Regions from separate parts of the Homo sapiens genome. Here region 2 is linked to region 1. The links are chromatin contacts, found by Hi-C or POLR2A ChIA-PET in ENCODE. All regions are on one chromosome and are shown on one strand. Each heading gives the region's core, a stretch centred on a gene start or an enhancer-like site at or near the end of the contact. The rest is flanking DNA. Distances are from core to core; before and after follow the strand shown.

Region 1 (3,954 bases), core at 183-2,682:
ACTTTTCCTTTTGGGTGTTGTGGATCCCATCCATGAAACCGAAAGTAAGTGTTGAGCAGAGCAAGCTGTATGTAAAGGCCAAGGAATGAAGAAGCAGGAGTGTGGCTCACAAATCAACTTCTCTACTCCTGAGGGGTGAGGGGATTGAAATAGAGGGTTTCTTGAATGAAGGGGTTGGACATTGAAAGCAAGGGGAAGAATATTCATGGCTTTTCTGGAAATGGACGGTGAACTTCTGGGAGCTGAAGCACTGCCATCTTTTTGTCCTTTTACGGCGTCTTCCCGTCATTGTCATGGTGATTGTCAGCCGCTGTGGCACTGGTGGGAGTGTCACGGAGCATGCAAATGAGGTTGTAATGAAGTTGGAGGCCCTGCAAAGGCCAGGTGGACTTCCACTTAGCATCCTGCTGGTCTTAGCTGGTTTAACCAAGAGGGGAGCCTCTGACCTCAGGCATCCTATTGCTGAAGATAGGCAGAGTTTGAGTTGTGCAACTGTTCAGCCAAGCCTACAAGATGTATAGTGCTGTGGGGGTAACATGGCCTCCCTACCCAGCCTCGCTTCAGAACTTTCGTACCAAGGCTGGACTGTAGAAAAGTCCTTCCTATGCCATGGCACTTTCCCACTGAGGCCTCCCATGGGTGCCGTTTCCTTTGCTGGAAGGTTCTCCTCGACTCCTGGCAGTCTATACTCATTTAAAGGTTTCCGCCTTCTCTAAAGCCTCTCACTGCTGGACTTCACGGTGGATCAGATTTCCCTTTTATAAACATTCATAGCAGACTGTACATTTCTTTCACTGCGTTTACCAAACGATTTGATGGCGAAGTGCGTCAGGGCGTGGGCCTTCTCCATCACTAGCGTTCCTTGCACCCCAGGAGCTCAATCCGTGTTTCCTAAATGAATACTTGACATTTCGCTTGATCGTATATTTTTGCACAGCAGTGATCTTCACGACCTTTGATTAGGCAGTGGCTTCTCAGATACGACAACAAAAGCATAAGCAACCAAAGGAAAAAATTAATTGGACTTCATCAAAATTAAAAACTTTAGACTTCAAAGGACATTCTCAAAAAAGTAAAAAACAACCATAACCTAGCAAATAATACATCTGATAAGGGCCTAATATCCAGAATATATAAAGAATTATTACAATTCAACAGTAAAAAGACAATCCAATTCAAATTCTTTAAAATGTTTAAAGAATTTGAAAAATCTTCCAAACAAAATACGCAAGTGACCAGTAAGTGCATGAAAAGATGCTCAAGGTCATTAATCACCAGTGACTTAGTCACCAATGACTAATGCATCAGTCACTTGAAATGCACATCAGAACCTCTGAGAGCTGCCAGGCCACACCCAGTGGGATGACTGTAATCAGAAAGACGGGCGGCGCCAGTGAGGATGCAGGGAGACTGGAGCCTCGTACACATCGCCAGGGGAACAAAAACAGTGCAGCTGCTGTGCGGAAATGGGAAGGCAGTTCCTGAAAGTGGGACGTAGAGCTACCATGTGACCCAGCATTTCCACCCTGAGGGGACACTCAGAAGACAGGGCAGATCCCCAGTGACATCTCTTTCCCGTTGGGGTTTGCTTTTGTCACAGTCTCCAATAGAGGTCATCATTCCTGGTGCCAGACCAGCTACGATATTACCATGCGTGTAGCGTTTTACGTGAGTTACGGAGTACTTGTGTGTTTTGTTTGGTTTTTCCATAGCTCTTTGAAGTCATAGAACAGTATTATTATTTGTCTCCGTTTTCAGATGAGGAAAACGAGACCTTGAGAGACTTTTGTTTGAGGTCATGCACGTAGGGAATGATAAAAGTCATAGACCTGCTTAGAGCAGCTCACAGGCAGTTATAAAACAGGGTTTGATATTTTAAAATTGTATTTTTACATTATTTTAAGTGTTTCTATATGGACACATTTTGGTCTTTAAGAGTAATTTTATGTTCTGTGGCTTGTAAACCACCTGCTTGTTTTCTGTACTGGGCACTTTTGTATTTTTGTGCCTTGACTTTGAGTGATTTTATCATTTTGTTAACACCACAGAGTGTACTTCGTAAACCGAGATGGCGTGGCCTGCTACACACCCCCGCTGTGTGGCGCAGCCTGTGGGTCCTAGGCTGCGAGGAGCAAGAGCTGCACTAAATGCTGTAGGCAGCTGGAACACAGTGGGAATTATTTGTGTGTCTAAACAGATCTAAACACAGAAAAGATGCAGTAAAAATACAGTGTGAGACTCCGTAGGGCCCCATCTCACATGTGGTCAAGTGTGAGACTCCGTAGGGCCCCATCTCACATGTGGTCAAGTGTGAGACTCCGTAGGGCCCCATCTCACATGTGGTCAAGTGTGAGACTCCGTAGGGCCCCATCTCACATGTGGTCAAGTGTGAGACTCTGTAGGGCCCCATCTCACATGTGGTCATCTGTAGTTGACCGAAATGTTGTGTAACATGTGACTGTTTCCAGGTTAATTGCAGACAGTGGCACACCCTCCCCTAGGTTCTTCAGTTTCTGTTTTTTCAGTCTTTTGAGGTAAAATTTGCATGCAGTGAACTACCTACAGTATTATCTGTCTGCTTGCTGCTGAGGTATAGGACATGATTGCCACCCCAGAAACTTCCCTCATCCCTCATGTGGGGCAGGCCCTTTCAGCTGTCTGGATTTGTTCCACTGTGGGTTGCTTCCTGCCTGTTCGGTGACTTCATGTAAATGGACCACCACAGTGTGTACTTTTTGTGTCTGCCTTGGTGGGACTCATCCTCTTTGTGTGTTTTACTGGTTTGTTTTGTCGTACTGATGAGAAGTATTTTTCCATTTTTCTTTTCTTTTTTTGTTTTTGTTTTTTGAGACGGAGTCACGCTGTGTCACCCAGGCTGAAGTGCATTGGCCCGGGTTTGAGTGATTCTCCTGCCTCAGCCTCCTGAGTGGCTGGGATTACAGGCACACACCACCATGCCCTATTTTTCCATTTTTCAAAAACGGTTTATAACAATTAACTTTTACGCATTGTTGCTGCAAATGAGGCAGTTTTTAGCTGGTGCCGCGGAGGAAGGATGTTACTCAAGTAGTTAATTGGGATTTTCCTGGTTTGTTTTCTCTTTTATTTTTACCCATCAGGTAAGACATCTTTTTTCATAATGTTATTTTGTTTGATGAATATGACTTGATATGAATAAGTTGATATGAATATGACTTGAGCTTTGGGACTTACCTCAAGATATTAATTTGTTTAGGCAGTTTATTTTGTGATTTATAAATAAAATTTTTATTTCCTATGTAACTTAAAAAAAATTATTTCCCCATAGCCGTGCTGGTATAGAGGACTCTAAGAAGTGGGGCATGCTGTTTCTGGTGAACCAGCTGTTTAAAATCTACTTCAAGGTGTGCTTCTGTTTGAATCCTTTCTGTCTTTACAATTTTCGATTGTCCTGGGCTTCCCACATATCATATATATATCAGCTAGCCTCCCTGGCGTTGCTTGTGAAATGATCATAACCGTATTCCTAGTCCTAATAGCAAACATTTGTTGAATGCCTACTAGGTGCAAGGCACTATTCTGAATGCTTTACAAATGTCTTCCTGTTGACAATCAGCCCTCTGAGGTTAGCGCTCCCAGCCCCAGAGGAAACGAAGGCCCCTGTGTGTGAAGCAGCTGTCCCAGTGTGGTGGAATTGGGCTTTCAGTGCAGGCGGTTTCACTCCAGAGCGTTTTGTCTTCTGTGGTCATAATTAACTATGGAAAAGCAGGCACGTAGATGGATAGATGGATAAAGAAACCATTGCCACATAAAGTCAGTCAGGTGAAGAGCAGCCCATCACGTGTCAGCAGCTGGGACTTGTGCCTTCTGTCCAGTGCCTTCCACTCCTGTAGAGCACCCCACCTTCCTGCCGGTGCTGCATAAGCACAGGCTCCTGCAGGGCTGCGCCCCCTGGAACGGCTTCCCAGAGCCTCC
Region 2 (4,111 bases), core at 384-2,883, 210 kb before region 1:
CATACTGGAGCACACGGGGCTGTCCCCATCAACATCCACGGTGGACGTGCCGTATCGGACCACATACTGCGTGCGTGGTGGTCAAAGACATGAAGTTGAACTCTCATGGGTCTATCAAGTTGAGAACCAAAACCCCCAATTTTTAAAAGGAATCGGTAACACTCACTACCTCTGAGGATGTACGGAGACAGTCATTCCTGATGGGACCAAACATTGGCCCTTCCTTTTTATAAAGCAATTTGGCAATAATGTCAAGAACCTTTAGAAGGGGTGGCTCCTCAGCCCAGCAATTCCAGCTTTGAGAAACTGTATTTAGGAAAAGCAATCTGTCCAGCGTGGTACTACTCAAGATACAGCCATAAGTGACACAAATGTCCACCAATTAAGAGATTAGTTGGCCAGGCGCGGTGGCTCACGCCTGTAATCCCAGCACTTTGGGAGGCCGAGGCGGGCGGATCACGAAGTCAGGAGTTCAAGACCAGCCTGGCCAACACAGTGAAACCCCGTGTCTACTAAAAATACAAAAAATTAGCTGGGCGTGGTGGCGGGCACCTGTAATCCCAGCTACTAGGGAGGCTGAGGCAGGAGAATCGCTTGAACCCAGGAGGCGGAGGTTGCGGTGAGACGAGATCACACCATTGCACTCCAGCCTGGGCAACATTGCAAGACTCCCTCTCAAAAAAAAAAAAGAGATTAGTTAAATAAAGTGTGGTGTCTTATTCAGTGAAATAGCAGTCATTTAAAATTAGCTGAGGAAGAACTTTGTGAAATGGAAAATATTGTACCATTTAATGTTTAAAATCCAATATAAGGCCGGGCGCAGTGGCTCATGCCTGTAATCCCAGCACTTTGGGAGGCCAAGGAGGGTGGATCACCTGAGGTCAGGAGTTCGAGATCAGCCCGGCCAACATGGGGAAACCCCATCTCTACTAAAAATACAGAAATTAGCTGGACATGGTGGCGGCGGACGCCTGTAATCCCAGCTACTCAGGAGGCTGAGGCAGGAGAATCGCTTGAACCCAGGAGGCAGAGGTTACAGTGAGCCGAGATGGCGCCATTGCACTCCAGCCTGGGCAACAAGAGTGAAGCTACACCTCAAAAAGAAAAAAAAAATCCAGTATAAAATAGTAGATTCAAATATGTAAATACGTGTGAAGGGGGCAAAGAAAGAGAAACGCGAAAAAAGGTGAGCAGTGGTTATCCACGAACACCCGATGTGTAGGTGTGTTTTCCCGTCGTTATCTGTCACTGCTTTCTGCGTTAATTTAAATGCACTTGCATCACTTTCAGGATCAGAAAATAAAGGCCTATGTGTGACCCTGGGGCGCTGGCGGGGGCTGGACGGAGGCCCAATGCCCCTGTTGCCCATTGTCTCCAGGCTTCTCCAGGACTCGGCTTCCCGCCTCTCCTTTGGGGACCGCACGAGTCACTGGGGGAGGCTCCGCGGGCAGCAGGTCTCTGGGAGGGGTTGTCGCCCCCTCGGTGCGCAGGGGAGCGACGGGTCCCTCCTGCACCTGCAGGGACAGGCCTCGGGCTGCACCGTCCCGCGCCCGCCTACCCCGCGCCCGCCTCGCCGGACGCCTCCTGCCTGAGTCCGCCAGGGGGCGCTGCCGGCCTCCCGGGCGGCGGCTGCTGCAAGAGGAAGCCCCGGCCCGCGAGCTGCTGCCACATCCGGACGCCGCCGGGAGCCGCCGGGAGCCGCCGGGGTGGGCGGGAGTCGGGGCGGCGCGCAGGTTCCCGGCCCCCTAAGGGACGGTTGCCTTCCCCAGAGCCGGGGACACAGGCGTACGTGCGGGGACCTCGGCGCTGGCCTCCGGGCTTCTGGAGCCCCTCCCTGGTGCGGAGCGGGGACGGTGACCTCCTCGTGGATTCTGGGAGGGGCAGCCTTGGCATCAGGACCTGGAAGCCGGAGAGGCTGCAGGGCTTCCAGCCATGGCCTTGCCACCGGAGGTCACGTAGTGTTTCCACATTTCCTTAGTGTGTACATGTGTGGGTCCCTGTGTTGTGGAGGGCTGTGTCTGCTTGGTGTGTGTGCACACGCGTGTGTGCATGGGTGGGTCCCTGTGTTGTGTAGGGGCCGTGTCTGCTTGGTGTGTGTGCACACGCGTGTGTGCATGGGTGGGTCCCTGTGTTGTGGAGGGCTGTGTCTGGGCAGGCTGTGTACACACCCATGTGCATGTGTGATGCGCACTGGGGCACTTGTCTGGGTAGTAGAGGTGGAGGCCTGTGTGGCCATATGTGCAACTGTGTGTCCGGGTGCGTGTACCACAGTCTTCCCTAAAATAGTAATACTGGGACCTACGTCATGGGGCTGTTGTGACCGCGTGTGGCACTCCATGTGGGGTGGCACAGCCAGGCGCTGATCCGGCCACTTTGCCAGTCGGACTGACTGCGTGTCCTCTCCTTAGGGGTGAGAAGCTTCCTGGCATCGGGCCTGGGCTCCTGAGCCCCTGAGCCAACCGACTGATGGTCCCTGGGAGACAGCCCCCGCCCTGCTCCTGCCCCCCACACCTGAAAGGCTCATTGTGTGGGTTTGCTGTGCTCCACAGGGATGTAAACCGCCCCTCCTTTTCCCTGTTCTGTCTGTGAGAAGGTGCCAGGGATACTTTTTTTTTTTTTTGAGACCAAGCTTCACTCTTATTGCCCAGGCTGGAGCGCAATGGCGCGATCTCGGCTCACTGCAACCTCCACCTCCCAGGTTCAAGCGATTCTCCTGCCTCAGCCTCCCGAGTAGCTGGGATTATAGGCATGTGCCACCACACCTGGCTAATTTTTTTTTTTCAGCAGAGATGGAGTTTTCTCCATGTTGGTCAGGCTGGTCTCGAACTCCTGACCTCAGGTGATCCGCCGGCCTCAGCGTCCCAAAGTTCTGGGATTGCAGGCGTGAGCCACCGTGCCCAGCCCGTTTTTTTTAAGAGTCGGGGTTTCACTTTATCGCCCAGACTGGAGTGCAGTGGTGCAATCATGGCTCACTGCAGCCTCAACCTCCTGGGCTCAAGCAATTCTCCCGCCTCAGCCTCCTGAGTAGCTGGGATCACAGGTATGCACTAATTTTTGTATTTTTTTGTAGAGACAGGGTCTTGCTATGTTGTCCAGGCTGGTCTTGAACTCCTGGGCTCAAGCAATCCTCCTACCTTAGCCTCCCAAAGTGCTGAGATTACAGGCGTGACCCACGGCCCCCAGCCAGGGATACTTATGGAGGTCCCTGGGCAGTTCAGGTAAAGAGGATCCCACTGCCAGGCACGGAGGCTCATGCCTGTAATCCCAGCATTTTGGGAGGCTAAGGCAGGAGGATGAGTTGCGCCCAGGAGGTTGAGGCTGCAGTGAGCCAAGATTGTACCACTGCACTCCAGTCTGGGCAACAGAGCAAGACCCTGTCTTAATAAAAGAAAAAAGAAAGAAAAAAAAAGGCCGGGCGCGGTAGCTCACACCTGTAATCCCAGCACTTTGGGAGGCTGAGGCGAGTGGATCGCTTGAGCTCAAAAGTTCAAAACCAGCCTGGCCAACATGGCAAAACCCCATCTCTACAAAAAGTTAGCTGGGCATGGTGGCAGGCACTTGTGGTCCCAGCTACTTGGGAGGCTGAGACAGGAGAATTGCTTGAACCCAGAAGGCAAAGCTGGCAGTGAGCTGAGATGGTGCCACTGCACACCGGCCTAGGCAACAGAGTGAGTGAGACTTCAACAGGATTCATGAGAAGAGTCTGTTTTTAAAGCACACCTTCCTCTTCTAGGACTTTGATAGAAGGAGGTTAAAGTGCTCTGTTTCTGTGTCTTCTGAGAGGGTGGCCGCTCCCAGGGCATACAGCCCTCACCATTTCCCCCTTTGATGGACAGAGATGAGTTTCTTCTTAGCAGACTTTGGCCCACCAAGCCAGAAATGTGTCCAAGAAAAGCTCAAGGAGGAAAGAGAGTCAACCAAATTCACTTTCGGAGCACCTCCCACAGTAGAGAGGTTACGCGGGCTACAAAATTGTATGAAAACCTCCCTACCCTGGAACTTGGGTGAAGCTTGAGGACACCATGCTGAGTGAAATTAGCCAGACACAGAAGGACAAATTCTGTGGGATCCCACTTACGTAAGGGTGACAAGAAGGAAGAGGCTGAGGTGC

Evidence for each region. Hi-C counts contacts between places; a loop is a spot of excess contacts on that map. ChIA-PET counts read pairs that join two places held with the same protein, here RNA polymerase II (POLR2A). Pooled maps may share reads with other maps.
Region 2: a loop to region 1 is called in a pooled map, with 14 times the contacts of the local background. The contact joins two enhancer-like sites. A Hi-C loop is called at or near these places in 3 of 50 pooled maps. POLR2A ChIA-PET finds 5 or more read pairs at or near these places in 2 of 52 experiments (Panc1 and activated CD4-positive, alpha-beta memory T cell).

The regions. Positions count from the first base shown.
Region 1 is chr13:113,184,914-113,188,867 of GRCh38, reverse strand. It overlaps PCID2 (PCI domain containing 2), which reads left to right. Exons shown (of 14, transcript NM_001127202.4): 8 at 3,308-3,383. Among named protein-coding and RNA genes, the nearest start is that of PCID2, 22 kb to the left of the region's middle. RefSeq lists enhancers at 1,119-1,413, 588-1,787. Within about 2 kb of position 1,432, at least 15 of the 41 ENCODE cell types and tissues checked have a DNase peak (open chromatin) inside an H3K27ac peak, as active enhancers do.
Region 2 is chr13:113,391,638-113,395,748 of GRCh38, reverse strand. No RefSeq gene overlaps it. Among named protein-coding and RNA genes, the nearest start is that of GRTP1, 30 kb to the right of the region's middle. RefSeq lists silencers at 1,358-1,467, 1,478-1,827 and an enhancer at 1,745-2,286. Within about 2 kb of position 1,633, at least 14 of the 41 ENCODE cell types and tissues checked have a DNase peak (open chromatin) inside an H3K27ac peak, as active enhancers do.